7 separate regions of the Homo sapiens genome follow, and regions 1, 2, 3, 4, 5 and 6 are each linked to region 7. The links are chromatin loops, found by intact Hi-C in ENCODE. Cell type or tissue: heart right ventricle. All regions are shown on one strand. Each heading gives the region's core, and the rest is flanking DNA. Links, peaks and the distances in the headings are about the cores only. Region 1 overlaps AFAP1L1 (actin filament associated protein 1 like 1). Region 2 overlaps PCYOX1L (prenylcysteine oxidase 1 like). Region 3 overlaps IL17B (interleukin 17B). Region 4 has its middle 2.6 kb from the start of AFAP1L1. Region 5 has its middle 11 kb from the start of ABLIM3. Region 6 has its middle 12 kb from the start of MIR145. Region 7 has its middle 14 kb from the start of CSNK1A1.

Region 1 (4,406 bases), core at 224-4,223, 250 kb before region 7:
ACAATGCCACTGGAAGTAACTTCCTAAACCAATTTGGATTACATGAGTGTTCCACTTAAATACTTTCCCAGCTCCCTGTCACCTGCCAAATACAGTCCAAATTCCTAAGACATTCATTTCAAAGTGTTATAATTAATTGCCTCCCTCCCCAAATGGACTGTGAATTGCCCAAAGACACAACCATATCTAAGTCATGGTTGTCTTTTCAATACCTGGTATGGTATGAGGCACAGGATAGTTGCTGACAAACATTTGTTAGCTAATTATCATGTGCTGGGGGAGTTGGAGGGAGATTGAACCAATAAAGGGAAATTTGGGTACTTCTGAATGTGCCCTCTGATGAGGGACTGCCTGTGTCCCTCCTCAGAGGCTGTCCCAAGAGAAGCAGACCTCAGATTCTGACAGCGTGGGTGTGGGTGACAACTGTTCTACCCTTGGCCGCCGGGAGACCTGTGATCACGGTAGGAGCCTCTGGGGGCTCAGGCTGGGGAATGCTGGAACTGGGCCGGGCCTTGCCCATGGGCACACAGCGGCAGAGCAGGTTCTGACCATTCTGTAGACCTGGGTAAGGTGACCTGGCCTGCCATCCCTGGAGCTGCAGGCCCATCCTGTATGCAGGCTGAAAAGGCCACAAGGAAGACTAAGGATGGGTGGGACTCAGGGCTCCCTCCACTCCCCTGACCCATTTCCCCAACAGGCAAAGGGAAGAAGAGCAGCCTGGCAGAACTGAAGGGCTCAATGAGCAGGGCTGCGGGCCGCAAGATCACCCGTATCATTGGCTTCTCCAAGAAGAAGACACTGGCCGATGACCTGCAGACGTCCTCCACCGAGGAGGAGGTTCCCTGCTGTGGTGGGTCCAGGGCACGGGGAGGAAGGGTGCTCAGGTCCTGTGTGCGCGGGCTTTGGGGGCTGAGGCCAGGAGACCTCATGCCTCGTCCACCTCACCCCCAGGGCAGGGGAGGGAATCCAAGCCTACTGGGAGGCTAAGCCCCACTCCATTAACACTCTAGGCCTTCCCATCACTTTCCTTCCCAGAGGCCCTGACACTCAACGAAAGGAAAAGCCAGCTGACCACTGTATTTCTATGCTCCCTGTGACCGTAGCCCAAATCACTGCCCATCCCTGGGCCTCAGTTTCTCAGTTTCCTCCACGATAACAAGACAGGGGTATCTTATTTTCCAGCATAGAACGTGCCAGGTTTATAAGTAACAACCCATATTATAGGGAAATTTATTGGAGAAAAATATTTAGGTACTTTTTATTAAAAATGCATTCAATGTGAATTAAAGGTGATTTGAAGGTGAAAACATTATTTTGCTCATGTAAATGTAGCGTTCCATGTACTGGAATCCAGTTTTTAAAAATCGTATATTTTGGATATGCAGTAATATTCTAACCCTGAAAAAAATATTATAAAAGTACATGGCAAGGCCAGGCACAGAGGCTCACCTCTGTAATCCCAGCACTTTGGGAGGCTGAGGAGGGAGGATCACTTGAGCCCTGGAGTTTGAGTCCAGCCTGGGTAACATGGTGAAACTCTGTCTCTACCAAAAATACAAAAATTAGCCAGGCATGGTGGTGTATGCCTGTAATCCCAGCTACTTGGGAGGCTGAGGTGGGAGGAACACTTGAGCCCAGGAGGTTGAGGCTGCAGTGAGCCGTGATAGAGACACTGTATTCCAGCCTGGCTGACAGAGGGAGACCCAGTCTCAAAAAATAAATACATAAATAAATATATGGCTACAAAGAAATATTTTGTAATTAGTGAATCAGAGTGCGTTATGGTAAAAATAGGCAAATTTAAATCTAAAACATTAAGAGGGAATTCTAAACCTGTGGGTCATTAGCTACACAGCAGCTGTGCCTTGGTCAATTTTAAGATTATGTGGGTGAGACATTTTTGTTCCCACATGCTGCCACTGGGTGTCAGCATCATCCATTCTTTTCCATCTTTCAGTAACAGTTTTGATTTGGGGAGAAAAGGCAAAAGAGTTGTGTTTTTTATACACCATATGCAGTAGTTCCTGCCCTTTTCATCAAGGTTGGTGTGGCCCAAAGGCTGTGCAGAGATGTAGGAATGCCATTATCAGTCCATGTTTCACAGCTAAGAAACAAACTCAGAGAAATGCACACCCAAGGTCACCCTGAGGTCACAGGGGAAAGAGAGCTGACCAGGACCCCGAGGCCTTCTTTCCAGCAGACACATGGAGCCGCCTTGCGTCCCCATGCTGTCCCAGGGCAGGCTATGGGAACCTCACACCATTGTCTCCTCCAGGCTACCTGAACGTGCTGGTGAACCAGGGCTGGAAGGAACGCTGGTGCCGCCTGAAGTGCAACACTCTGTATTTCCACAAGGATCACATGGACCTGCGAACCCATGTGAACGCCATCGCCCTGCAAGGCTGTGAGGTGGCCCCGGGCTTTGGGCCCCGACACCCATTTGCCTTCAGGATCCTGCGCAACCGGCAGGAGGTGGCCATCTTGGAGGTGAGAGGAGAGGGTGGGACGTGGGTGGCTCTTGGTCTGGGGACTCTGGCCTGAGTGTCATGTTTTTGTTTGGGGGAGCCCTTGCTACTGACACCATGGGGACTGAAGGGGAAGGAAAGCAAGCCTCACTCCTGTCAGGTGACCCAAGTAGATTATAAGACAACACACAGGACACCCACTTAATTTGAATTTCAGGTAAGCCACGAACATTACCTGAAATGTTTTCATAATAAAATAGGCATGTCCCACGCAACATTGGAGCTTTATTGATACTAAAATATTATTCATTGTTCATCTGACATTCAAATTAAACAAAACATTCTGTATTTTTATTCACTAAATCTGGCAGCCCCAGAACCAAGGTTTGTTTTTTCTCCCTTACCTTAAAATCCCAAGCCTGAAAGGCATTTAGTCTGGTCTAACCATTCAGATTCTGGAATCCCCTCTAAGACTTTTCACCAGTACCCTCCTCTGGTGGAGGAGAAGGTCCACTGCCCCTCCCATTGAGCAATTCAAATTTTAGAAAGATTTTCCCCATACTGAGTTGAAATCTTTAAGCTCCAGGAAGGCAATAATTAGGCCTATTCTGCATACTTTTGTTTTTCCAGAACTCAGCATGATGTCCAGCACTAGAATACTATGGGCTCTAGAAATATTTGTTGAACAAATGAGTGAATGAAGTGTGATTTCATTTCACCGATTCACTGTCCTTCTTACTCACGGGCACTAGCCTCCTCTCTGAGGTCATGCAGAATACGTGGACTCTCTCTTCCACATGGCAACCCTTTGGCAATTTAGAATTTAAAATGTTAACACTACAGGAAAACAGAAAACTACCTTCTGCCATTACAGATAAGGAAACTGAGGCCAGGGCAGCCACATGCTTTATCCAGGGGTCCACAGAGGGCCAGTGGTCTCTTAGTCTTGTCCTAGAATCTGACCTCTTGGTCTTGTTTTCTGCCCAAGACCCCCTGCCTCTCTCAGTTCTTAAATTTCAAAAAATATCGCCTCCGTAACTCACTTTTATTTTTGGTAGTTTGAGATAGGTCTCTTATTTATCTTATACACGAAGGTTTCTGGCAAAAAGTGTGCTTTATGTATTCAAGTTTAGCATTTGTGTGCTAATTTAATTTTATAAGATGCTCTTTAAATGAGAATTAACATAAGTCCGTGTTTAGCTGACTGGCAACTTCTTGGAGATTTTCCTATACACAGTATTGTACTTATTTGGCAACTATAACACAAGAAACTATTTTGATTAAGTTATATGAGAAATGGCCTCTTCTAATAAAAAGTAAATATTTTTTAAAAAATTCAGAGAACACCCAAATGTTGGTTTTATATTCTAATGGTTGGGGAAGGCTCTGAGAATGGAAAGTGAGGGCAGGGAGGCCTCTGTCTTAGAGAGGTCATCAGGGAGGGCCTCCCTGAGGAGGTGACATTTGATTGGAAACCTGAATAGATGGAAGAAGGGAGCCTCTTGGATTTCTGGATGTGTGCTATAATCTTATTCCTCTTTGACCCGAGTATCGGGTACGTAGTCAGTACTTACAAATATTTCTGGGTTTGGCTGAAGTCAACAGGTCTCCAGGAGCCCTGACAGTAGGAAAATGAACTCCATCTTTGCCTCCTGTCCTTCAGGCAAGCTGTTCAGAGGACATGGGTCGCTGGCTCGGGCTGCTGCTGGTGGAGATGGGCTCCAGAGTCACTCCGGAGGCGCTGCACTATGACTACGTGGATGTGGAGACCTTAACCAGCATCGTCAGTGCTGGGCGCAACTCCTTCCTGTAAGTGTCAGCTGCACTGGCCACACCTGCCCAGGACCTTTCCTGTCTCCATCCCTCTCAGAGGCTGAGTCCAGCCCTGGGCACTGGGAGGGAAGGGAGGAGCTAAGGAAAGCTCCGCTTCCTTGGTAAGCT
Region 2 (4,364 bases), core at 365-4,364, 200 kb before region 7:
TTATAGCACTTCTTCCTTATATTCTCCAGATGTCACCCAAAGCTTATTTCCTTACCTCTCTTTCTGATATTTTTCTCCCTTATCAATTATATCCAGACCAATAATGTTGACTTCTACGTTTTATGGGAAATGACTTCTCCCTCTCAGCCCTAGTTTCCTCTTCACTTCCAGACCCACATTTCAACTTTCTGGACACCTCCATCTCGTGTCCTATTGATAACCAAACTCAACATGTTTACAAAAGAAGCCCTAGAATGGGCAACATTTCAAAGGCCAGCCAGTCAGGAAATCCATCGATGGTTCCAATCCATGCTAGTGAGATTGCATGAGTGATAGAGCGACAGGACATGAGCCTGGGGGTGAGTGGGAGCCCTGTCAGATGAAGCGAGAGGAGAGGACAGGCTGGACTGGCAGAGAAGGTGACAGTATCAGCATGAAGTTGCAGTGTGTCATCAGGTCCTAGAAGCTGTGGCAGAACCGACACTGTTGGAGAAGGAGATGTGTCAGCAGGGGTGGGCCGTAGCCCCAGCTGGGTGAAGAAAGGGTTATGAACTATGACCTCAGGCAGGGAGTGGCTCAGAGCAGTGATACAGTTGTTACTCAGCACAGCCGTGATGTGAAGCCAGGCCTAGAAGGATTCCATACCTTCACACTCCCTTTAGGTGGGACAGGCCCGCCACAGTCAGAGAACAGGTGCCAGGGAACATGACCAGCCTCTTCTGCCACCACTCCATGTAGAGGAAGTGATGGGTTCCTGGTGGGCCTCCCAGGCACTATAACCCAGGGGCAGGTGGTCAGGCAAAAAGCCTTCCTGCACAAGGACTCCAGCTCTATGTGTCTTCTAGGATCTATAAGTACCAGGCCCACGGCTATGCCTTCTCGGGTGTGGAGGAGCTGCTCTACTCACTGGGGGAGTCCACCTTTGTTAACATGACCCAGCACTCTGTGGCTGAGTCCCTGCTGCAGGTGGGCGTCACGCAGCGCTTTATTGATGATGTCGTTTCTGCTGTCCTGCGGGCCAGCTATGGCCAGTCAGCAGCGATGCCCGCCTTTGCAGGTAAGCGTCCAACCCTTGGCCTGCCCACCTGCCCCTCCTCCACCCAAGGTGCTCAGAATGGGCTGGGGGTCCCCATAATAACCTCACTTTTATCCAGCTCATTGCAGTCACATAGGCACTCTGCTGCCCCATCCTGCCTGATTCTGGGACTGGCCATGAGTTGGCAGGAGATAGTATCACCCCACTTCACAGACAGTGAAAGCAAGGCTCAGATCACAGGTCCAGTGTGTTTCTACCACTCCCAATTGCTTCATAATCCCTTGCATGTGTGTAAATGTTAGAGCTGAGATAATGCTCTGCTCTCTACACTTTGGTTTCAAGAACTGCCCTGTTGAGGCCTTTGAGCCACTGTGAGAGCACCTCCTCTTCCCAGCTCTTCACGGGAGTGGCTGGGCCTGTGTGTAGCTCACTGTCTGCTAGCACAGACCACAGGAGTGGAGAATGTAGGCTTCACAAGAGCAGGAATCCTTGTCTATTGTTCCCTGATACATTGCAAACACAGAACAGTGCCTAAGTCATACTAGGCACTGGGTATATTTTTGTTAAATAAATGAATGCAAAGGTTTACAATAACAAGCACCTCCCTCGTACCCTCGATACTGTTCATCTGGCTCTGCACATGCTGGCTCCTTCGCAGCCTTCAGGCCCTGCCTCAGTGTCCCCTCAGTGTTCCTTGCTCACTCTTTCAGTATCTTGTGTGTCTCCTTCATAGCATTTTTGTGTAGAGATATATAGAATTCACATACCATATAATTCGCCCATTTAAATTGCACAATTCAGTGGTTTTTAGCACATTCGGAGTTCTAAAACCATCACCACAATCAATTTTAGGACATTTTTATCACCCCAGAAAGAAACCCCCTTGCCCTTTAGCCCTCACCTCCCCAACACCCCCCGGCCTCCCAGCCCTGGGCAGCTACAGATCTGCTTTCTGTTTCTGTGGATTTGCCTAGTCTGGGCATTCTGCATAAATAGACCTCACAATATGTGGTCTCTGGGAGCTGGCTCTTTCGTTGAGCACAGTGTCTTCCCCCCATAGCATTGTGCACTTTGTTGTACTTACTTGTATGTTTGCCATCTCCCCATGCCCATGGTTGGGAGAGTTTTGCTCTGGCAGGGAGGCCCAGTCGAATAGTACTGGACTCCCCAGCCCTCCTGCCCCACGGCCCTGACAACCTATCAGCACCCACTTCCCGCTTTGCCCAGGAGCCATGTCACTAGCCGGGGCCCAAGGCAGCCTGTGGTCTGTGGAAGGAGGCAATAAGCTGGTTTGTTCCGGTTTGCTGAAGCTCACCAAGGCCAATGTGATCCATGCCACAGTGACCTCTGTGACCCTGCACAGCACAGGTGAGTAGACAGGGCGGGAGTGGGCAGGCATGCCATTCCCAGCCAGTGGACAGACACTTCTGCCTCCTTTGTACCTCAGCCCTGGTCTGTGATCCCCCTGGGGAGTATTTCCGAAAAAGCATTGAGAAGCCCCAACCCTGCCAGGTGACACTAGAGGGTGCTGTTTCCCCAATTCAGATGTCAGCCAGAAAGCTGAGACTTCCATCGACCCAGCCTTTTTCTGTTGACCGATGAGGACTTTGAATGACATCCTTGCCCACGCTCCCCCAACTGGCCAGCGGCGGAAGCAGAGCAGAAACTGAGTCTCCTGACTCCATGCCCCTTGCTTCTTCTGCAGCCGCATCAGCATGGAGAGGCCAGGACCCACCATTTAGACAGCCCTGCTGCACCCTGAGCACCAGGGTCTCGTTGTACCTCAATGCTGGACCCCAGTAGGGAGTTCAGTGGGTAGAAGCCAAGGGAAAGTTGACTTTTGTGCTCTTTTCTTTCCAGAGGGGAAAGCCCTGTACCAGGTGGCGTATGAGAATGAGGTAGGCAACAGCTCTGACTTCTATGACATCGTGGTCATCGCCACCCCCCTGCACCTGGACAACAGCAGCAGCAACTTAACCTTTGCAGGCTTCCACCCGCCCATTGATGACGTGCAGGGCTCTTTCCAGCCCACCGTCGTCTCCTTGGTCCACGGCTACCTCAACTCGTCCTACTTCGGTTTCCCAGACCCTAAGCTTTTCCCCTTTGCCAACATCCTTACCACAGATTTCCCCAGCTTCTTCTGCACTCTGGACAACATCTGCCCTGTCAACATCTCTGCCAGCTTCCGGCGAAAGCAGCCCCAGGAGGCAGCTGTTTGGCGAGTCCAGTCCCCCAAGCCCCTCTTTCGGACCCAGCTAAAGACCCTGTTCCGTTCCTATTACTCAGTGCAGACAGCTGAGTGGCAGGCCCATCCCCTCTATGGCTCCCGCCCCACGCTCCCGAGGTTTGCACTCCATGACCAGCTCTTCTACCTCAATGCCCTGGAGTGGGCGGCCAGCTCCGTGGAGGTGATGGCCGTGGCTGCCAAGAATGTGGCCTTGCTGGCTTACAACCGCTGGTACCAGGACCTAGACAAGATTGATCAAAAAGATTTGATGCACAAGGTCAAGACTGAACTGTGAGGGCTCTAGGGAGAGCCTGGGAACTTTCATCCCCCACTGAAGATGGATCATCCCACAGCAGCCCAGGACTGAATAAGCCATGCTCGCCCACCAGGCTTCTTTCTGACCCCTCATGTATCAAGCATCTCCAGGTGACCTACTGTCTGCCTATATTAAGGGTCCACACGGCGGCTGCTGCTTTTTTTTAAGGGGGAAAGTAAGAAAAGAGAAGGAAATCCAAGCCAGTATATTTGTTTTATTTATTTTTTTTAAGAAGAAAAAAGTTCATCTTCACAAGGTGCTTCAGACTTGGTTTCTTAGCTAGAAACCAGAAGACTACGGGAGGGAATATAAGGCAGAGAACTATGAGTCTTATTTTATTACTGTTTTTCACTACCTACTCCCACAATGGACAATCAATTGAGGCAACCTACAAGAAAACATTTACAACCAGATGGTTACAAATAAAGTAGAAGGGAAGATCAGAAAACCTAAGAAATGATCATAGCTCCTGGTTACTGTGGACTTGATGGATTTGAAGTACCTAGTTCAGAACTCCCTAGTCACCATCTCCAAGCCTGTCAACATCACTGCATATTGGAGGAGATGACTGTGGTAGGACCCAAGGAAGAGATGTGTGCCTGAATAGTCGTCACCATATCTCCAAGCTTCCTGGCAACCAGTGGGAAAAGAAACATGCGAGGCTGTAGGAAGAGGGAAGCTCTTCCTTGGCACCTAGAGGAATTAGCCATTCTCTTCCTTATGCAAAGATTGAGGAATGCAACAATATAAAGAAGAGAAGTCCCCAGATGGTAGAGAGCAGTCAT
Region 3 (4,000 bases), core at 1-4,000, 190 kb before region 7:
CAGTACTAGGTTGCGCTGTGGGGATTGTGGAGTAGCCCTCTACCACCTAGGGCCCTCATGTGTTTCCTTTATTTGAGACAGGGTCTCACTCTGTCACCCAGGGTGGAAGTGGCCCAGTCACAGCTTACTGCAGCATCAGCCTCCCCAGGCTCAAGTGATTAAGGCCTCCCTCTGCCTGCCCCACCCCCACTGTGTTTATATTGTTGGGAAACTTAATCCACGGAAATAAAGTGTGGATTATTTTTATTGATGCCTAATTTCCACTGGCAAAGAAGTCAGGAGGTCTGGGTTCTATTCTGACTTAATCTCCATTCATTCAACACTTACATGCTCACCACATGAGCAGTTCTGTCCTAGATTTTAGGTATTCATTGATGAACAAAGCAGACAAGTTCCCTCCTGGTGCTCTCAGGGAGCCTTGCATACAGGGACTTGCTTTGTGACCTCTCCTTTTCTGCACCTCGGTTTCCCCATCTGCTAAATACGGGACAAGGAAGTGGGTGAACTGGACCTGTGGACATGTAGAATTAGCATCACCTTATGCTTGGGAGCTTGCTAGAAATGCAGAACCTCCTAAATCTGAAGCTGCATTTTTATCAGATCCCTGAGTGATTCATTGGCACAATCAGATGTGAAAAGCTCCGTTCTGGAGGATCTTTACCGACCCTTCCAATGGTCACATTCTGGAGCTGCACTGTCCAATGCAGTAGCCACTAGCTTCATGTGTCAAATTAATCGGGCTGAGCATGGTGGCTTACGCCTGTAATCTCAGCACTTTGCGAGGCCAAGGCAGGTGGATTGCTTGAGCTTAGGAGTGTGAGACCAGCCTGGGCAACATAGTGAGATCCTGTCTCTACAAAAAATAAAAAAAAAATCAGCCAGGTATGCCTGTGGTCCCAGCTACTGGGAGGCTGAGGTGGAAAGATTGCTTGAGCCCAGGAGGCAGAGGCTGCAGTGAGCCGAGACCATGCCACTGTACTCCAGCCTGGGTAACAGAGTGAGACCCTGTCTCAAACAAAAAATAAAAAAATTAATCAAAGTTAATCCCTCAGTCACAGTAGCCACATGTCAAGTGCTCAGTAGCTGCATGAGGCTAGTGGCTACCATACTGGACTTTACATCATCACAGAAAGTTCTGGTGAACAGTGCTATTCTAGAGTCTCAGGGTATATGTCATGTGGCTGAAAAATCTCTGGCCTGGGTTTGTGAGTGAGGACCTCAGGGTCAGCCCTTTCCTTCATCTTTGGTCCTTACTATGGGTCAGGCACTGAGCAAGGAAGCGGAGCTACAACCAAGAGAGGACGCTGCTGCCATCGTTATCCAGGGCAATGGGTCTTGATTCCCAAATCGCAGCCTGCTGTGCGCCCTGATCACGTGGAGCTATAAGAAATAGCACTTCCTGGGCCTCACCGCTGGAGGTTTGGATTGGGCATGGGAATCCCTAGGTGATTCTGATGCCGGCACTGGGAAGGCCCAGGTCCAGCATAAGAGACAGACTGGAACACCGCATGGAAGCGCCACACCTGAGAAGGGCGTCCGAGGCCCACAGAGCAGAGGAAGTGACATCTGGGGAAAGCCTTGCAGGCACTTCCATGGAGACTTGAAGAACAATGAGGGCAGTGCTCTGCATGGATATCTCACTTAACAAGACTCTGAGGTACTACTGTTGCCTCCATTTACATTGAGGAAACTGAGGCCCAGAAAGGCTAATCCATTTGCCCAAAGCCTCACAGGCAAGTAAGAGGCAGAGCTAGGGTTCGAACCCAAGCACCCAGACCTCTGAATCTGAGATCTTAACCATTACAATGACTGGGGCACAGGAAAGGTCCCCACCCCCCAAAGACAGCTTGCCACCACTGCCCAGCCTACCTGTAGCCCCAGGGAGACAGGCTCCTCTTGTTGGACATCCACAGCTGCAAGTTGACCTCACACTTTCTCTGGGCCAGCTCTGAGCTGTTCCTCAGCTGGGCCACCATCTCCTCGATGTTCCTCTCATACTCCTCCATGCGGGCATACGGTTTCATCCGTGACACCAGGTCCAGTGGCACCTGGTGAGGGCCAGGGGCCAGGGGCCCAGGCCGCCCTTGCCCCTTCCTCTTGCTTTTGGGGCTCCTGGGCTGGCCCAGCCCCAGGAAGATGGAAATGGTAAGAAGAAACAGCTGGGGAGGAAAGCCACAGGTCAAAGGTGGGAGAGCCAAGTCTCTATCTGGGCCAAGACTTGGGGTCCATGGTCCTTTCCCATTGCTCTTAGGGGTCTCCCAGGCTCAGGTCTGACTCTGCCTACCATCCCCCAGCTCTCCCTCCTCAGATTACCCCCTGTTTCCTCTCTCTTGTGTGTTCCAGCCTCTGGTCTTCTCTCAGTCTTACACTCAGCATGCTCCTTCCTGCCACAGGGACTTTGCACAGCCTCTGCCTGCAGCATTCTGCCTCTTCACCTCCTGGACACCTTCCCACCCCTCGTGTCAGCTTTAGCATCGCTTTCTTAGGGATGCCTCTGGACTTTCTTGGGCTCTCATAACCCACACACCTCTTGCATGACTTCAATCTTAAAGTTTGTGTATACAATTCTTTTATGTGTCTGCCCCCAACTCAGCATGGACTCCGTGGGGGCACGTGTCAGTTTCCACACACTGTCATATCTCCCGTGTCTGCGTGATGCATTCAGTGAACACTCACTGAGTAAATGAATGGCTGTCCCCATCGCTGCCCTTCTGTCATTTATGTCTAAGAAGGAAGACAGTGAACAAGAAGACAAACACCCAAGTCTCCCTAGCGACAAGTCCAGGATGGGCCCATTCAGGGTGTGGCTGGAGAAGAGTGGGGCCTCCTGCTTAGCTGTGCTGGGACAATGGCCTGGGAAACTTTTCTGGGGAAGGGACATGTCAGGTGAGGCATGGCAGGCATGGGCTGAGGGAGTTGAAGTCTTGCAGGTGTGGGAGGGGTGGGTTGGGGGAAGATGAGAGAGGAGGTTTGAACTGGTTAAGAACTTTGCTGTGGCCGGGCGTGGTGGCTCACACCTGTAATGCCAGCACTTTGGGAGGCCGAGGCGGGCAGATCACAAAGTCAGGAGATCGAGACCATCCTGGCTAACACTGTGAAACCCCGTCTCTACTAAAAATACAAAAAAATTAGCCGGGTGTGGTGGCGGGTGCCTGTAGTCCCAGCTACTTGGGAGGCTGAGGCAGGAGAATGGCCTGAACCCGGGAGGCGGAGCTTGCAGTGAGCCGAGATCACACCACTGCACTCCAGCCTGGGCGACAGAGCGAGACTCCTCTCAAAAAAAAGAAAAAAGAACTTTGCTGAATCGAATGGAATGTTGATTAAGAGTGGGTGGGAGGAAGAGGGGATGAGATGAAGCTGGGGAGATGGGCAAGTTATGGGCTAAGGATGTCCTGTCCGCCTGCACTGCCCTTCTCCCCTGAGCCTTCCCTCTTCCAGCCATCCCCCAAGCCCTCCTCACACACACACACCCTCACCCATTGCCATCCACTTCTCCCTCCCAGCACCAGAGTATCAGGAAAGCCTTTGGCTCACAAGGAAGAGGACTCAGGCCCGGCAGAAGCCAGACTCCCCAGGAATCCAGAGAGAAGGGACAGTGCCTGCGTGTGAGGCAGAGCTCCCAGGATGGAGGCACCTCTGACTCCTCTTAAATTGAGATAGGCTCCATATGTTCCCTGTATGCCTCACCTCACAGCCCCACAGCCCCATGGCCCATGCCTGCTTTATCCAGGCTACCCAGCAAGTCTTGACCCTAGGAAACAAGTTTCAGCAGAGCCCCTCTTGGCAGAGGTATTTGCTGGCACAAAATCTGCAACAGAGATTCAAGTGCTAAATTCTTCCTTTTTGGTCCTAGATTCTAGTGCAGAAAAAATGTCTCCCTAACAATAGGCTCTCTCTTTAGAGTTTCTCACAGGGCATTCTTAAACTCTGGCTCTCCACTCGGAGAAACGTAGAATAGAATCAAAGTCCCCCTCCCTCACTCTCCAGATGGGACACTGAG
Region 4 (4,406 bases), core at 160-4,159, 300 kb before region 7:
CTTCCTGCACACCCTTCCCTGCCCGGCCCTGTAGGTGCTTCAGGGCACGAGCCTCGCTTCAGGAGCCTAAGATCTCGCTTAAGGAGAAGAATCCAAAGGGATGGAGTAAGCTTCATGCAGCATTTCAGCATAAAACAAAAGCTCCTTTTCCTTCAGACACAACCACTGGGCTTGGTTTTAACAACTGTGGAAGCTGAGCCCTGTTGCCTCCATGCAAGTAGGAGCCCCGTGCCCTGGAGCAGAAACCTGAAGGCGCATGGGAAGAAGGAGTTTTCATCCATCCATGAAACTCTTTCTCTTTCTCCCAGAAACAGCCACTGAGATCTCTATCTGCTTTCCGGGGCCCAGGGTGGGCCAGCAGACGTGTGTCATTTCCCTGGATAGGGGCTATAATGGCAACATTGTGCTAAGTGGAACAAGAGAGGTTTTCATTGCAGCCAGCATCAGGCAGACACCCGATCAGAGGGCTCTGGGGATCACCCCACACAAAGGAGCATGGGAGAGGGGCCCTGAGCCAAGGAGAAGCCACACATCCACAGCAGCACACAGGGGCTGGGCAGCACAGCAGCATGTCTCCAGAAGGCCTGGTCACAAGTTCATTTCCCCCTGCAAATAAATAAGCAAATACGACAATCCCAGAGGACAAATGGGACCCCCAGGACACATGCATTAATAGAAGCCAAAACTGGCAGGCCTTACACACCCTTGAGTATGTTTTCACTGACTCATTCCACAAATACTATTACCATTTACTAGGTGTTTGGGCACTGTGCTAGATTCTAAGGATCTAGCAATGAGTAAGACAGCGCCCGCTCTCACAGCATTTGCAGTCTGGTGGGGGACAGGGAAGCATAGGTAAAGAAGCACATAAGAAATTATGTACTATTGACCCAGTGGAAGAACTGAGATTCACACGGCAATGAAGTTGACTTAGGAACCCAGATCTGAGCACCCATCTGTTGTTTTTCTTACTCTTCCTGAAGTCTCCTGAGATCACTGCAGGCTCAGTGAAGAAGGCACCCCAAACACCATAATAAGAAATCTGGACTCTCCGCTGAGGGCCCGGGGAGCCATCACATATTTTTAAGGGGGTAGTTGCACGGTCTGATTGGGATCATGGAATGGTCGCTCTGTTGGCCATGGTGGAAACAGTCCCTAGAGGTAAGGTGACAGGTTAGGAGGCTAGAGTATATTTCTCTCCCTGGAACAAATAGTCCTGAGCCTCCAAATTTTTCTTTCCCAGGGTTTCCCAGTTCCACCTGATAAGCGAAGAATGAGACTAGGGAGTATCATTTGTTTTCACAAGACAGGGAGCAGGAGGGAGTTGAAAGCTTTCTTCCTGGTATTGTTCACTAAGGCTAAATTTGATACCTTCTTACAGAGCTGGAGCTCCCCACATAGCATTCTTTAGACAAAATCCAGGCAAACCTGGAAAACTTGGAAGTCAGCAAAGTAGGTAGTGAAAAGGAAGATATGAGGCAGATTCTAAAAATCCTTGCCAGAGAGTTGCACTCAAAATGAAATGGAAAGGGGAAGAGAAAAGCAGGTATCACAACCTTCATTCCTATCCTTGCCCTGATGCTTATCCCCCAATAACCCACGATCCAGCCAACCTGAACTGCTTCACAGACACGTCCTGCTGCCTTTGAGCTCAATGTCTTTGCTCTCACTGCTCTTTGCCCATAATGTTATCTCCTCATTACACATTCTCAGTTGCCTGCCTTCCAAATATCTGTCATCCATTACAGCCTCCATGATTAGTAAAAAAGTCTTACTTTGTCTGATGGACTCCAAGACCACTTTATTTCTCCTCTGGTACTTTTCATACAATAATTTATATTATATTATTTTATACATGTCTGTCTCCTCTACTAGATTGTAGATTCCCTGAGGGTGAGAATCATTCCTACTTAGCATTTCTTCTCTCAATAGAAACTTGCACAGAGTGCAATCAATATTGCCTAAGCGAATTTATGGGCAGTGTGGATTGTTAGTTTTTATGAGGAATATAGAACTCACTAAAGGAAACATACAGAAAAAAAAAAAAGTTATTCCTTGTCCAAACCCGCAAATAACTTTTTCATCCATCTCAGTTACTCTGACAGCAACCAAGCTGTAGACAACTAGTCAACATTGCCACCTAGTGGACATTATGGGTAATTATTTAAACCAGAACCCCTATACCTTGCCAGCAACAATTTTTTGTTGATTCTCAGAACTGTGCACAGACTGTGTTCTCCCATTTCTATATCCTTCCCAGACCACAGCTCAGTTAATTCCACTCCATAAATTATTCCATTTTCCTTAGCCTTTTTTACTTTTTCGTTCCAATTCTCTGAATATATCTCCAAAGTCCTTGAAAGTTTCTGAAAGTTCTCTAAACATCTCTACAGGCTCATGCCTGTCATCCTAGCACTTTGGGAGGCCGAGGCCGGAGGAGCATTTGATCTCAGAAGTTCGAGACCAGCTTGGGCAACATAGTGAAACCTTGTCTCTATCTTAAATATTTTTTTAAACATTATAAAAATAAAAATATTTACAAAAGCCTCCGTCTGTTTTTGCAATAGTAACATTTCATACTGTTTTTCTAAATTATTTCAAATGAAATATTATGTTTTTAGAAGAATTAGTGAGCTAGCCTGAGAACTTAAAATACAATTTATGGGAGGCCGGGCGCGGTGGCTCACGCCTGTAATCCCAGCACTTTGGGAGGCTGAGGCGGGTGGATCACGAGGTCAGGAGATCGAGGCCATCCTGGCCAACATGGTAAAACCCCGTCTCTACTAAAATACAAAAAATAATAATAATAATAATTAAAAAATAAAATAAAATACAATTTATGGCCTTGTTTCCAAGTGTTCAGAGTTCAAACAATAAACTTTTAAAACTTAATCCACTGGTAAATTGTTGGTTGGCTGCTTTAGAATTGAAACTGACCTTTTCAAATTGGAAAAGGGGACAGCAACAAAAAGGAACTCAGAAAATAATAATGGCTCATATTTTATAGCTGTTTGTGGTTTATAAAGTGGGTTTGTATTATTTCATTTGCCCTACCAACAGTCCTGTGAGGACTTACAGTATGAGGCTTCCCATAGCACAGATGAGCAAGAAAACCTCATTGACGAAAAGTTATTATACTATGTAGTATTTAGATTGGAGCAAAAGTAATAGCGTTTTTTGCCATTACTTTCAGTGGCAAAAACCACTATTACTTTTGCACCAAACTAACAGAACAAGAGCCATGCACAAGTTTTCATACACTGTTCACAACATCACATTTGGTCTGAGTGCTCACACACACACACACTAAATTACTGATGCAATATTTTAAGAAAATGTTAATTTTAATTTGCCCATAAAAGCAATAGAGAAAATATTCCCGGCCAGGCTAGGTGGCTGGCGCCTGTAATCCCAGCACTTTGGGAGGCCGAGGCAGGTGGATCACCTGAGGTCAGGAGTTCGAGACCAGCCTGGCCAACATGGCGAAACGTCGTCTCTACTAAAAATACAAAAATTTGCCCGGAGTGATGGTGGGCGCCTGTAATTCCAGCTACTCAGGAGGCTGAGGCAGGAGAATTGCTTGAACCCGGGAGGCAGAGGTTGCAGTGAGCCGAGATCGCGCCACTGCACTCCAGCCTCGGCGACAAAGGGAGACTTTTCAAGAAAAAAAAAAAAGAAGAAAAGAAAATATTCCCAGTCCAGGAAAGTACAGGAGGGTCTTTCCCAGGCCTTTTGTTGCCTCCATACCTCTGTGGTAGCTGTTCCCTGTTCCAGAATGTTCTAAGTAGGGAACAGTGGTCAGCTCAAAGCTGAAAACCATGGCCTGGCCCATGGTGGGAGGAGCAGTGTCTAGGAGAACAATTGGTCCTGGACTTTATGAAGGGTCTTAAAGTCAGACATTTGATATTGTGTATAAATGAGTGAGACCTATTTTCACAGGGATATACTAATAAGGTGAAGAAGTTGACATTCTTCATACAGCTTTAAACTTAGATCCCATTACTGTTCCACACTGGTCATAGCAATATTTTCTACAATCTTGCGAAAAGTACACTTATATTGCACTGTATTTTGTATGCTAAAAGTATTCATTTCCACATTTTTTATCACCCTGTTCTGCATGTTTTCACGTGTTACTCATTTTTCTATTCTTTTTCTGAATTCTCCCAGATCCTCGTTATGTTTTCACGTTTTAGTACACAAGGAACCTCAAAAGTTGAAAGTGTCCCAAGCCCTTGCCCACCTTTCAGCAAGCCTCTCTTTCTCCCTTTCCCAGGTGCTTTTCTTTCTGAAGATCTTTGTTATTATTTAACTCCTCTTTCGCAACACCACTGACATTGCACCGGCATCGCCGCGGGCCCACTGTCTGGCTTAGAAGGTGCTCAAGAAAGACCCGCGGCGAATGG
Region 5 (4,406 bases), core at 238-4,237, 440 kb before region 7:
GGTATTCATAGAGTCAAAGAAACAGCCTGAAGACATATTACACAAAGAAGAAAAAGGGGAAGGAGAAGACAGAGAAGCAAAAGAAACTGGCAATGCAATGCATACATTATGACGCTTTTTATGAAAATAAAACATCCCAGTTACATGTATGTGTCTGTGTGTGTATAGAAAAGGAATCACCTCAGCCTGGTGATTTCAATGCATTTATTCCCCCAGCAAATGTGCGCTGAGTGCCTCTCCATGGAAGCCTGAGGGGAACCCAGCAGGGCGCAGAGCAAGCAACATCCCTGCCCTCTACTGGCTGGATGAGGGAGGACGATGAGATGCGGTAAGGGGAAAAGAGACGTTCTTTTTTTTAAAGTACCCTGTGTTATCCAAAGTTTTCACAACAATAATTTATTCCTGAATGTGTCGTTACAAACGTGTAAATATGTGAATAAACAAAAGAATAAGGTGGAAGCAGAGAAGGGGAAGGAGAAATGCATGGCTAAGTGCAAAGTATCGGAGGTGCTCATGGAAGGGAGGCTGGGGCCTCTCATTCTAGGCTGCTGTATCACCAGTTCCCCACCCCAAGTAAAATGTCCACAGTGTCTTGGAAAGTAGAGGAAGGAAATCAAGTGATATTATATCTTCTGCAACAAGTATATTCCAATAACTGAAGATTCCACATCTCCCATTGCCTCCTAGTGACCCCCATAGAGCGCTGCCGGCAGGTTACAGCCCCTACAGGGTGCTATCTGAATCATCCTCCATGAATGTCATTACCTGCAGAAATGGTCTCTGCACTATCTTCTCCCTGATCACACGTCTCTTCCCAACCCATGTTCTCTGTAGAGAGTCAACCGTTTACAGAGCCCCCTCCTGATTCTTACTTCTTGAAGGTGCACTCTGCTGCCCACACAGACTACCCAAGGGCAGATCACAGACAGAGGCACATACCTTCCAACCTGACCCCCACCCTGTCCTTGGACTTGTCTTCTGGTTTGCACAGGAAAATTGATAAAATAAACTATTGGCCGATAGGATAGCAAAAATATTGCCCTTAATTCAGTGTGCTCTTTCCTCTTAATAATAAACTAGATTATTAGATTTGGAGTCAGAGCTCTCCATTCAAATTCTGGTTCTGTAAGTTTCAAGATATATTACCTTAGGCATATTTACTCCTATGTAGAAAAATATCACTATTAAATGTGGAATTAAAAGGCCTACCTCACAGAATAGCTGTGAGGATTAAAAGAGGCATTTACAAGTGTTTGGGTTTTGTTATTAATATTGGTGTGTGAGCATGACTGTATCCCATTCTGCTGGTTTCAGGTGCCATCCGTGCATCTGGACATTGCAAGGTGAGGAATAGAAAAAGGTGCCCAGGAAAGCAGAATGTGCCTACCACCCACAACAGAGATAAAATCTCAGTTCCAGCCAAGAAGTGTACACAGAAATACCTCCAAGCAAAACCAGATCTGCCTGTCCTCAGAGATAATCAGAAGGATTCCTTTCAGTTGCCTCAGACCAAGAGCAGCCTGGCTACATTTTTTGCCTCTTGCTTCTCAACTGGCTGGCATTTTCATAGACTTACATTTTAAAAGGCTGTTTACTTAGGAACAAAAAATGAAGTTACATACTCAATTAATTTTAACTTTATGATATTTGGCTTCATTGTCTAATAATCTATTTTTTCTTTTTTTTCTTTTTTTTTTTTTGAGATGGAGTCTCATTCTGTCACCCAGGCTGGCGCGCAGTGACGTGATCTCGGCTCACTCCAACCTCCACCTACCAGGTTCAAGGAAGCAACTCTCCTGTCTCAGCCTCCCAAGTAGCTGGGACTACCGGTGCACGCCACCACACCCGGCTAATTTTTGTATTTTTAGTAGAGAGGGGGTTTCATCATATTAGTCAGGCTGGTCTAGAATTCCTGACCTCAGGTGATCCACCAGCCTCAACCTCCCAAAGTGCTGGGATTACAGGCATGAGCCACCACGCCCAGCCTAATAATCTATTTTAATAATTAAAAAATAGTGTCTCTCTCGTTCTTTTTCCTGTGTGTTTTTATTGATAAATTTCAATGCTTTGAGCAAATAAAACATTTCCCCATTCGATTGCTTCCCGATTTCTTATATGATGTAGCTTTGAGTCCCTGTACTATTTTGGTCTTGCTCCTCTGAAGACCTTGGCTAAGTCCCACTTAGCCAAGTGGTATCCCCAGATCTGCATCCAGAAGTCCAGGTATGTGGTGTTTAATACACAACTGGAAGGTACTGGTCCCTTACTTGTTTCACTCCCTATCCTATTTTAGGCCACATCCACATCAGCCAGCAAGTCAGGAAATGATCATAGGACCACACTTTGAAAACACACATGGGCCAGTGAAACCGAGTGCATTTGCAAATCACTGGGACACATTAACACAACACAGATTCTCAGACCTTGCTCAACCAGTGAATCAGAATCCCTGAAGGTAGGATCACTGGAAATTTTATTCATATGTCCTAGGTGATTCTGATTAGCTGAAATATTGGCAAACACTACCTCAAAGCTCCCTTTCACAAGGATGAGGGATAAGGCATAGAATTTAGGGGTCCTCAATGCCGGAGTTTCCTTTCTTAATCCTCTGAAGCTTCTTTAAACTTTCACTGCCAAGCCAGCAGAGGGTAGCATCTGCAGGGCATTTGGACTACAGAGAACATAATCTGCAGTAACCTTTTTGATTCCTCACGTCTATGATGATAACAAATAACCTGTAATCGTACAGAAAGTCCCTGTCCGAAGTCATGGATTCATTGCATCCTTACACCATGTCTGCAAAGTAGGTGTTGGTCCACCTTCGTGTACGGGAGGAATGTGTTGTCTGAGAGCAGTCAAGTGACATCTCTAAAGCCTTATTTATAATAATTGGCAGTGATAGGGTTTCTCACACATTCCAGGAGGGGAATGAACAGAGGAAGAATTACACATAGTAGCTTCATATTTTAAAACTTACGAGATAACACACACACACACACACACACACACACACACACACACACCACAGCACAACCTTTACTCCCATACCTCACTTCCACCTTCGGCAACCCTGCCTAATAAGAAAGTCCAGGATGCTTCCAACCTACACAGAACCACATTCTTATAGAGGTTATGCAAACAAGTGAAGCAAACTTGTCATCCACACACTTACATGCACAGTCAGCAAAAGTGAGGGAACCGTTTAAATACCACAGGCTAGTTCTCAATTCTTGAAGTGCATGTTAACACCGTAGGCTACTACATTTCAAACCTCAAAGTACAAACAAGCTGCCTGAGAATCTTATTAAAATGCAGATTCTGATTCTGCAGGACTGGGGCAGGGCCTGAGTTTCTGCATTTTTTAGCGAGCTCCCATGTGACATAATGGCAGCTGGTCCATGGGCCATACTTTGAGTTCTAAGTCCAGAGCCTATGTCACCATCTAGCCTCTGCTATTTCTCTCCCTGGATGCAGGCATGAGATGAGAACAGTGGAATACTGACCTTTCCATTTCTTGCCTTTTATTAAGTGAGTATCTCTCCCCATGGGGGGTAATTCTAGAGTTTAAAGACACATATTGTTCATCTATGGCCCCTAAACCATACCTGTTGTTTAATCTCATACCTGAAGAGTGATCGCTCCATAGCTCCAGATTTCTAAGTCATTCCAAGAATTGTCTTAATTAAATGAGATTTTGAGTTCCCACTCATCATATATCACACATCACATATGATGTGTGTCTCACATATGCAACACTATCATTGCCTTAGAGCATGAAGAGGGTATTTTTTTTGTTTGTTTGTTTGTTTGAGACAGAATCTTGCACTGTTGCCCAGGCTGGAGTGCAGTGGAATGATCTCGGCTCACTGCAAGCTCCGCCTCCTGGGTTCACGCCATTCTCCTGCCTCACGCCATTCTCCTGCCTCAGCCTCCTGAGTAGCTGGGACTACAAGCGCCCGCCACCACGCCCGGCTAACTTTTTGTACTTTACTTAGTAGAGACAGGGTTTCACCGTGTTAGCTAGGATGGTCTCAATCTCCTGACCTCGTGATCTGCCCGCCTCGGCCTCCCAAAGTGCTGGGATTACAGGCGTGAGCCACTGCACCCAGCCGAGGAGGGGATTTTGTGTTTTGTTTTGTTTTAATTTTCTTCACTGTCTTCCAGCAGTTTTCAACCAGGAAAGATTTTTGCCTGCCTGGGGACATTTGGCAATATCTGGAGACATTCTGGTTGTCACAACTGACTACTAGCTTCTAGTGGGTAGAGGCCAGAGATGCTGCTAAACATCCCGCAATGCACAGGACAAAACCCATAACAATGATGTATCCTGCTCACAAGGTCAATGATGCCATTGCTGAGCAATCCTACTGTCTTGTAGTCACCCATAATCATCAATATCTTTGGCA
Region 6 (4,406 bases), core at 129-4,128, 120 kb before region 7:
CGGCCTGTTGGATCTTGTTCAGCCACATGAAACAGCAGATGTGCGCCTGTTCTCTGAAGAGCCCATCCCTGCAGCCTCAGGCACTCAGCCCTTCCCTGCACTGCCTTGGCCCTGGGGCTGAGCCTGAGAGAGAGGAATGGAAGGGCGCTTTGGGTCCTGACAGAGAAGCGTGGGTAAAAGGGAGACAAAAAGGGGGCAGACCCCTAGCATACACACAGATGGGCACAGGCAGGCAAACCCTACAGTCTAGGAAAGTGGGTAGGGGCCAGGCAAGGTGGCTTACGCCTGTAATCCCAGCACTTTAGGCCGAGGTGGGAGGATCACCTGAGGTCAGGAGTTTGAGACCAGCCCAGCTAACACGGTGAAACCCTGTCTCTACTAAAAATACAAAAATTAGCCAGGTGTAGTGGCGAGCACCTGTATTCCCAGCTGCTTGGGAGGCTGAGGCAAGAGAATTGCTTGAACCCGGCAGGCAGAGGTTGCAGTGAGCCGAGACCATGCCGCTGCACTCCAGCCTGGGCAACAAGAGTGAAACTCCATCTCAAAAAAAAAAAAAAAAAAAGTGGGTATGGGCTGGATCAGAATCCTGGATATGGCTTTGATCAAATCATTTAGTGTCTGTGGGCCTCAGTTCCCTCATCTGGAAAACGTGCATTACAGTAGCACCACCTTATAGAGCAGTTCCAAGGACTCAGTGGGGAATCCTTAGAGTGCATTTAGCACAATACCTGGACATAATGCCTGCTGAATAAGTGCTGCTTCTTGTTATTAACAAGACTGAATTGATCTGATCAAAGCAGCTCCCTTTGGTTTCAGCGAACATTTACTGAGTGCCTACTATGTGCAGGCCTGGGGTAAGCCCTGGGGATATTGTGATAAAGTAGATGGAGCTCTGCTCTCACACAGCTCCCAAGCGATCAAGGGAGGCCAACCCAGAAAGAGGCAGACCATTCCTGGAGGCCACCAGGGTGGAGGGGTCCATGTGAGGTGAGACCTTGAATGCCAGACTGAGCTATCTGAACCTTCTCCTGTTGGCCTGGGAGCCACGGAAGGTCTTAGAGCAGGGGTCGCTGACCAAGTCGTCTCATGTAGAAGTGGGATCTCGGTCCCTGCGGCCCACCCGCTTCCTGAGCCATCGTTGAGGACGGTGTGGTGGGAGAAGGGGAAGCTTAAGAGGGTCAGGCACTGGGCCTGTGAGGCCAGGATGGGGGCGTCTTGGCTCAGACAGGGTTGAAGGTGGACTCGGGGAGGCCACACAGAGACGTTAGGGAGGGGATTCGGTCCTGGAGTCAGTAGCAGGGGAAGAATCCATTTAAACTCAACCAAGGGCAGGGCTAACAAGCTTATCTGGGGGTGCGGCTGATCACTGCAGGGGCGTCTCAGGTGATTTTGTTTTCTTTCTGCGTGTCTGTGTCTTCCGTTTTTCTACATGGAGTGACCAGAAGAGATGAGGCCAGCTGTTGTTTGGGAGCCCCGGGATGAGACTCAAGGGGTCGCATCTCAGCGCAGGGCACGGAGGAGCTCCTGTGCAGCTGGAGGAAGGAAGCAGGACTCACTGGCAAGTTCTGGGATGCAGGGAGAGAGGCTTGGACATGCCGGGGCTGCGGCTTTGGGCAACGCCAGCCTCTATGAACCTTGACATCCTCCTCTGTTGGGGGGTAATGATGGCGTGGCAGAGGGGGTAGGCCCAGAGGAGGATCTGGGGCACCCCCCTACCCTCCGGCTCCCGGGCGTGTCTGCGTCCGTGTCATCTTCCGCCCAGGCGTGGGCCAACTCAGCACAATCTGGCAGGGCGAGCCTGGGCACCAGCTGAGGGAGGCTGGGTTCCAGCCCCTCGCTGCCCAGCCTGACCCAGTTGCCCCAACAGGAGGGCCTCCAATTTCTCCTGGGGCAGCCCAGTCACCTGGGAAATTCTGCTCATAGCAAGCAGGAAAAGGCCAGGACTCACGCCCCAATGACGCCACAGCTGGGCAAGCCCTGGGGACCCAGAGGGCCTGGTTCCAGTCCCGCCTGTGGAACAAACTCAAAGTTGCCTTCTCTGGGGCTCAGTTTCCCCTCTGATTACCACCTCAACCAATCCGTGTGTTCATTTTCCCTTTGTGGGGGCATCTACCAAGTGTCAGACCTGCAATAAGCATCAAGCATCAGTGAACCCCTATCCTTAGCCTTGGGAAGCACCCAGCCTGGCTCGTCTGCAGCCCTGTGCCCACGCACAAAACTAGAAGCTGCTCTGCAGGGCCAGTGGGCTTGGCTTCCCTCTGCATCCGCAAGGCGGCAGGTGCCCAGAAGAGGGCAGCAGAGAGCGCGTCTCCAGCCTCCCAGGCTGAATCCCAGTGAAAGGGAGCCTGTGACCTTGGCAGTCGTGGAAGGCCAAGGCCAAGGCCTGGGGATTTTTCAGCCTCACTGTTGTCAGGACAAAGTTTCAGAGGTACCTCTGGCACATTAGCATTCTCTTTGTCCTGGACCCCTGGGCGGCCGACACCCCCGCACTCTCCAGTCCCAGAGCATCCGGCCCTGACACCCTGGCCTGTGCACTGCCCCCCAGGAAGAGTTGTCCTGGGGCTGCTTTCAACCAGCTGTGGCCAGCTCTGGGGAATGGAAGGAGGGTACTGAGGACTGAGGAAGGCTGGGGAGGAGAAGCCCCATCAGCCACGGCAAGTCCCCGCCACCAGGGGCATGGGCTGGTCCTAGGAGCAGTGGGCACCCTGCAGCGCCTTCCACTAGGTAGTGAACGATACCAGTACGTTTTCTAAAGATCACCGTGGTGCCATGAGGAGGACAGACTAGCACTCACATTCAGACACACGCTCATGTTCTCATTCTCACACATGCACACTCTCATGCACACTCATGCTAACACGTTTCACACAAATCACCCCAAACTCACACACTCAGATACACTCACACTCACATGCTAACACAGACATATACACATTCATGCTCACAGTCATACCCTTTCACACCAACACACTCATACAAACCAGAGCTCACCCATTTCCACACAGCTTGCACACTCGCGAACACTCGCCCACACTTATGTATACACACAACACTCACACACTCATACTCTCATACACTAACACACATTCATTTTTCACACAGCTCTTACAAGTGTTCGTGTACACACACTTACATATGTTCACACAGTCACACACACACCCCTCCATATGCTCGCACACACACACACACACTCATGCACTCACACTCGAGGCCTTCCTGGAGTGGGTCGGGTGCAGTCCGAGGGGGCACTGTCAGCTCCGCTGCCTCCTGCCGGGGTTCCAGGGATAATCCCAGCTCTCAGGCATCTGATGTGCCTCCCACCCACTTCTGAAAAGGATTTCAGATGGTTTAGAAAGGCAAAGCCCAATTGAAGCAGGATAATGAAAAAGAAAAACAGAGGAGGGTAGAGACGTTAAAATCTTAACCCCGGTTTCTCCTGGCCCAGGGCCTTCTAAGCCCAGAAGTACTCAGTGGTCTGTGATTTCAGAGCCCCTGCCCCAGGCCACCTTTTCCTGGCCTCTGTCAACGGCACTTCAGCCCTTGTGGGCCTCTCTACTTGTCCCAAGGCGGGCTGTGAGAGGGCTTCTCCCCTGCCACCATGCCCACCACTGCTTGGGGGGTTAGGGCACCAGTCTCTGGTCTCCCTTCAGCTGCCTGAAAGGGGGCTGGGCTGAAGGCAGTTCAAATGACTGCCTCACAAATGGTGTTCCCCGACATCGGTCAGGCTGCCAAGCAAACATCTTGGCTCTACCTCTGTCTTTCCTCGAGATGAACTCCCAGCAACCCAGGACCCTCCAGTGCTGAAGCAGAGTTCCTTGTCTCATTGTTCCAGAGTCCTAGTCTTGATGCTCTACCCATCTGACCCTCAGTCCCAACACAGCCCAGCACAGTTTCTCAGTGAGGGCCTTATTCAGATAAGACACCCAGGGAGTGATGATATGGTTTGGATCTGTGTCCCCACCCAAATCTAACCCCCAGTGTCAGAGGTGGGGCCTGGTGGGAGGTGATTGGATCATGCACGGAGATTTCTCATGCAAGGTTTAGCACTATCCCCCTTGGTGCTGTTCTCATGAGAGTAAGTGAGTTCTCACGAGATTGGGTTGTTCAAGAGTATGCAGCACCTCCCCTCTCTCTCTTGCTCCTGTTCCTGCCATGTAAGACGTGCTGGCTTCCCCTTCCCCTTCTGCCATGATTGTAAGTTTCCTGAGGCCTCCCCAGAAGCTGAACAGATGCCAGCATCATGCTTCCTGTACAGCCTGCAGAACCGTGAGCCAATTAAACCTCTTTTTCTTTATAAATTACCCAGTCTCAGGTATTTCTTTACAGCTCTGCAAGAACCAACTAATACAGTGACACATCCTGATATTCCAAAATTGCTCAAGTGGGTGTTTCAGTCAGCTAATGCA
Region 7 (4,406 bases), core at 135-4,134:
AGTTCCTGGTGTGCTGTCCAGTTCCTTGATCCAGCTGTCTGATCCCGGTTACTCACCTCTGTCTTCCTGTCCCCACCAGCCATCCTTCCTAGACAATGCTGCTTATTCCTGCTTCATCAGTGTTCATTTCTTCTGCCTCTTCCCTGTCAGATTCTAAAGCCAATTGACCTATTTAAACCTTAGCTACCCACCAGCCTTTCTACACCCTTCTTGCTTCCTGTCAGACTCCGAACCTGATCTGAGCTCCTAAATCTTGCTTCCTTGTGTGTGTTCTGTAGGCCAGGCAAATGATAGACTTAAGACTCTTTCTACTTACCTTCTAGCCCCCTCTAACCTATATGCAAGCCATGTTTTGATGATTTGTGGCTTAGGATTTCAAGTTCTGTCATTCTTCTTAGCCTGTATTTTTTTGTGTCCTACACTGTATCATTGATTGCCATAGCTTCTGCCCTAGTTGATATAGGATATGTGAGAGCACTTTGTTTAGGCCATAAACCTCTTAGAAATATACTCTGCTGCTGTTATTATTAGGCAATTCAAGCCAAAGGTGACTTTCTCTAACCTTCCTGGGGGAGGGAGACAAGCTTTCAGCTGAAATAGAAACTTTACAATTATTGTCCAAAGCCAAAAATAAGAAAGTGTAACAACTATGACACGACCACTTCTGGTATCTTCGTGTAGAAGATTCCTTTTGACAAGGTCATCACTGTAGACTTTCAGATGTGTCATAGGAAACAGATAAAAATTTCTAGATTATTCTAAAGGTTTTAGAACCTTTCTTCTAATCAACGTGAAGATATTGAGTTTGAGTTTTCATCTACACTGATTGATTTTCCCACGCATAGGTAATAATTAGTTTAAATTTTTTTTTTTTTTTTTTTTTTTTTTGAGACAGAGTCACTCTGTCGGCCAGCCTGGAGTGCAGTGGCGCGATCTTGGCTCACTGCAGCCTTCGCCTCCTGGATTCAAGCAATTCTTATGCCTCAGCCTCCTGAGTTGCTGAAATTGTAAACATGCACCAACACGCCTGGCTAATTTTTATATTTTTAGTAGAGATGGACAGGGTTTCGCTGTGTTGACCAGGCTGGTCTTGAACTCCTGTCCTCAAGCAATCCATCTGCCTCAGCCTCCCAAAGTGCTTTAATATTTATACAGTGCTTTATACAATATTAGTCTTACGTATGTTATCTTATATCATAAAAAAATTTCATTGGGAAAATAATTTCATTGTTTTAAATTTTAGATAGGGCAACTTAAGCCCAGATATCTTACTTAACTTGCCCAGGTGCACTAAATGACTCAAGGTTGCATCTTGTACTTGAACTCAAATTTTTCTTACTCCAAAGAACCTGCTTTTTCATTTCTCCCGTTTATGCATCTCAGGACTACAAAACACCCTGGGAAGGAAACTGCTCATCTCTTTCAAGATTAAGGGAAGATATAAAAACAGACATCCTCGGCCGGGCGCGGTGGCTCCCGCCTGTAATTCCAGCACTTTGGGAGGCCAAGGCAGGTGGATCACCTGAGGCCAGGAGTTCGAGGCCAGCCTGACCAACATGGAGAAACCCCGTCTCTACTAAAAATACAAAGTTAGCTGGGCGTGGTGGTGCATGCCTGTAATCCCAGCTACTCAAGAGGCTGAAGCAGGAGAATCGCCTGAACCCAGGAGGCGGAGGTTGCCGTGAACCGAGATCGCGCCATTGCACTCCAGCCTGGGCAACAAGAGTGAAACTCTCTCAAAAAAACAAAACAACTCCCAGACATCCTCTTAGTAGATCCCATGGTATGGCACAGCAAGGTATGTTAATGAACCCATGGCACATCGTGATCTTAATGATTATACAATGCTGCCATCTTGAGGATATGATCAGTAATTGTTATTCTAGCCAGCCTTCTGTGGCCTAGCATCAGGCACAGCCAGAAAGCTGAATCTGGACAGTCAGATGTTAAATACCCAGCAAGGAGCTACAGTCAAGGAGGCCAAAATAACATTTGAGGAGCCAGGCAAGTGTTAGGAGATTGAGCAAACCTGTGGTGCTTTCAGAACAAGGTAAATGAAAAGGACCAAATTAGGGCACATCAATTCATGTATGCAGGATAAGAAAAACGGGGCCTTTTATTTACTCCCAAAGCACCCTGTTCTTCCTTCTAGTATAGTGCCATCTCACTGTATTATAATTGCTATAAACTGGTTTCTCCCAGTGGACCGATGAGCCATGACAGCAGAGAATAAGTCCTGTTATAGTTATATCTGCATTGTGTCCTCAGCATTAGCACACTGGGTAATAAGTATTTAGTAAATATTTTGTGGCTTAATGAGTGACAGGCATAGGCAGCAGGGGACAAAGTCAAAATAATGGCAGAGCCAGTTTTCCAGATTTCCAGATCAGTGCTACTATCTACTATACAACATATATTTATGAATGGGCAAAAGCATACTGGCTACCAAGAGACACTGAAATATACCTAGCCTTTTAGGTGGCCACCAGCAATGATAGCCATGAGGCATGTCTCTAAGGCTGTAAGCACTGGGCTTATTTATTGAATACCACTTTGGACCAGTCACTGCACTAAGTGCCAGGACTGCAATGAAGAACAAAAAAGATAGCCCCAGCCCTTATGAGGTTTACAGCCTAGATCTAGACTATACTACTGATCAGACAGGGCCTTTCATGGTCATCATGACTTGGTGAGGACATGTGATTCCACAATCTGGTCTTAGCTTTGTAATGTCAGAAACTCTAATTTTTTTTTTTTTTTTTTTTTTTTTTTTTTTTTTTGTGAGACAGAGTTTCCCTCTTGTTGCCCAGGCTAGAGTGCAATGGTGCGATCTCTGCTCACTGCAACCTCCGCCTCCCAGGTACAAGCAATTCACCTGTCTCAGCCTGCCAAGTAGCTTGGATTACAGGCATGTGCCACCACGCCTGGCTTTTTTATATTTAGTAGAGACAATGTTTCACCATGTTAGTTAGGCTCATCACGAACTCCTGACCTCAGGTGATCCACCCGCCTTGGCCGCCCAAAGTGCTGGGATTACAGGCCTGCACCACCGTGCCTGGCCCAGAAACTCTATTTTATCTATGGCTTTGGAAGAAGTTTAGACTCATTGAACCTTCAAAAACCCTATGTGGGACAGGCGAGGTGGTTCACACCTGTAATCCCAGCACTTTGGGAGGCTGAGGTGGGTGGATCACCTGAGGTCAGGGGTTCAAGACCAGCCTGGCCAACATGATGAAACCCTGTCTCTACTAAAAATACAAAAATTAGCTGGTCATGGTAGCAGGCACCTGTAATCCCAGCTACTCGGGAGGCTGAGGCAGGAGAATTCACTTGAGCCTGGGAGGCAGAAGTTGCAGTGAGCCAAGATTGTGCCACTGAACTCCAGCCTGGGTGACAGAGCGAGACTGTCTCAACCCCCCCATCCTCCCCCCCAAAAAAACCAACCAAACAACAACAACAACAACAACAAAAAACCTTATGTTGGGGGTATCGTTATCACCCCAGATTTTTATACCCAGCTCACACAAATGAGGAAACTAAGTATTAAGACAGGCTAGTTAACTTGTCCAAAGTTACAAAAGATAGTAAGTGGAGGAGCCAGGACATGAAATTTCAAGTTCACTGTCCTTCCAGTGTGTGACAAGGACCAGTTTATTCACTTGTTAATGGTTATAGCTTTCTCTGTCAATCCAACAGAACCGTTATCTCACTGAGAACTACATGTCATTCTACTCCCCACTTTCAATTTTATATGTATATATGTGTGTACATATATCTCTTCTAATTATATATATAATCATGTCACTTATTCATTAAATACTTCAGTGTATATTTCCCAATAACAAGACGTTTTCTTTATAACTGTATTAATTTATCAAAATCAAGGAATTTAATGTTGATACAATACTATTGTCTAATCCATAGTCCATATTCAGATTTTATTGATTGTCTCAATAATGATTTATATTTTTTACCAGTCCAGGATTCAATTCAGGATCAAACATTGTATTATTTCTTGTCATCTTAATTTCCTTCAATCTGGAATTTTCAGCTTTTATGTTTCTTCATCTTGACATTTTTGAAAACTACAAACCAGTTTTTCTGTAAAACGTCCTTTAATTTGCATTTATTTTGTTTGTACGTGATGAGATTCAGGTTATACTTTTTGGCAGGAATACCTCTGAAATAACATTGTGTCCTTTCCTTTGCATCATATCAAAAATTACATTATGCCAACCCAGCATATCTCAGTATTGATAACATTAGCTTTTATCTTTTGGTTAAGGTGGTGTCCACAAAGTTATTCCACTTCAAAGTTACCATTTCCCCTTTGTTTGTTAATAAGTAATGTGTGGCAAGGTATTTTGAGACTACATAAATATACTGTTCCACACTAAACTTTCACT

The links. Hi-C counts contacts between places; a loop is a spot of excess contacts. Peaks named below come from ENCODE experiments on the same cell type or tissue, not always from the same donor. Only the 100,000 strongest peaks of a DNase experiment are listed, where the experiment ranks them.
Region 1: it touches region 7 in a loop (4-fold over the local background); 41 of 110 quality-filtered maps call a loop at or near these places.
Region 2: a loop joins it to region 7, with 5 times the contacts of the local background. A loop is called at or near these places in 54 of 110 quality-filtered maps.
Region 3: a loop joins it to region 7, with 6 times the contacts of the local background. A loop is called at or near these places in 93 of 110 quality-filtered maps.
Region 4: it touches region 7 in a loop (6-fold over the local background); 18 of 110 quality-filtered maps call a loop at or near these places.
Region 5: it touches region 7 in a loop (5-fold over the local background); 29 of 110 quality-filtered maps call a loop at or near these places.
Region 6: it touches region 7 in a loop (8-fold over the local background); 107 of 110 quality-filtered maps call a loop at or near these places.

The regions. Positions count from the first base shown.
Region 1 is chr5:149,315,454-149,319,859 of GRCh38, forward strand. AFAP1L1 (actin filament associated protein 1 like 1) reads left to right here. Exons shown (of 19, transcript NM_152406.4): 10 at 368-461; 11 at 698-850; 12 at 2,276-2,487; 13 at 4,129-4,274. Among named protein-coding and RNA genes, the nearest start is that of GRPEL2, 28 kb to the right of the region's middle. RefSeq lists enhancers at 1,764-2,318, 2,319-2,871. In heart right ventricle, for the core only: a CTCF peak has its summit at 1,913 (motif pointing right); no DNase peak of the experiment used is centred there; H3K27ac peaks cover 3,777 bases.
Region 2 is chr5:149,365,097-149,369,460 of GRCh38, forward strand. PCYOX1L (prenylcysteine oxidase 1 like) reads left to right here. Exons shown (of 6, transcript NM_024028.4): 4 at 846-1,057; 5 at 2,264-2,404; 6 at 2,897-4,364. The coding sequence ends at 3,558. Among named protein-coding and RNA genes, the nearest start is that of PCYOX1L, 9.2 kb to the left of the region's middle. RefSeq lists a silencer at 1,210-1,504 and enhancers at 1,758-2,622, 2,247-2,296, 2,387-2,466, 2,623-3,486. In heart right ventricle, for the core only: CTCF peaks have their summits at 2,561 (motif pointing right) and 2,766; a DNase peak (open chromatin) is centred at 2,555.
Region 3 is chr5:149,374,867-149,378,866 of GRCh38, forward strand. It overlaps IL17B (interleukin 17B), which reads right to left. Exons shown (of 3, transcript NM_014443.3): 2 at 1,870-2,159. Among named protein-coding and RNA genes, the nearest start is that of IL17B, 2.4 kb to the right of the region's middle. In heart right ventricle, for the core only: no CTCF peak of the experiment used is centred there; a DNase peak (open chromatin) is centred at 1,863.
Region 4 is chr5:149,267,015-149,271,420 of GRCh38, forward strand. No RefSeq gene overlaps it. Among named protein-coding and RNA genes, the nearest start is that of AFAP1L1, 2.6 kb to the right of the region's middle. In heart right ventricle, for the core only: a CTCF peak has its summit at 2,133 (motif pointing left); no DNase peak of the experiment used is centred there; H3K4me3 peaks cover 89 bases; H3K27ac peaks cover 4,000 bases.
Region 5 is chr5:149,127,927-149,132,332 of GRCh38, forward strand. No RefSeq gene overlaps it. Among named protein-coding and RNA genes, the nearest start is that of ABLIM3, 11 kb to the right of the region's middle. In heart right ventricle, for the core only: CTCF peaks have their summits at 310 (motif pointing left), 509 and 2,630 (motif pointing right); no DNase peak of the experiment used is centred there; H3K27ac peaks cover 489 bases.
Region 6 is chr5:149,440,419-149,444,824 of GRCh38, forward strand. No RefSeq gene overlaps it. Among named protein-coding and RNA genes, the nearest start is that of MIR145, 12 kb to the left of the region's middle. RefSeq lists enhancers at 776-1,593, 1,594-2,411. In heart right ventricle, for the core only: CTCF peaks have their summits at 2,289 (motif pointing right) and 2,489; a DNase peak (open chromatin) is centred at 2,283; H3K27ac peaks cover 2,449 bases.
Region 7 is chr5:149,563,085-149,567,490 of GRCh38, forward strand. It overlaps a transcript of ARHGEF37 not described here. Among named protein-coding and RNA genes, the nearest start is that of CSNK1A1, 14 kb to the left of the region's middle. In heart right ventricle, for the core only: CTCF peaks have their summits at 1,850 (motif pointing left) and 2,057; a DNase peak (open chromatin) is centred at 1,637; H3K4me3 peaks cover 337 bases; H3K27ac peaks cover 2,398 bases.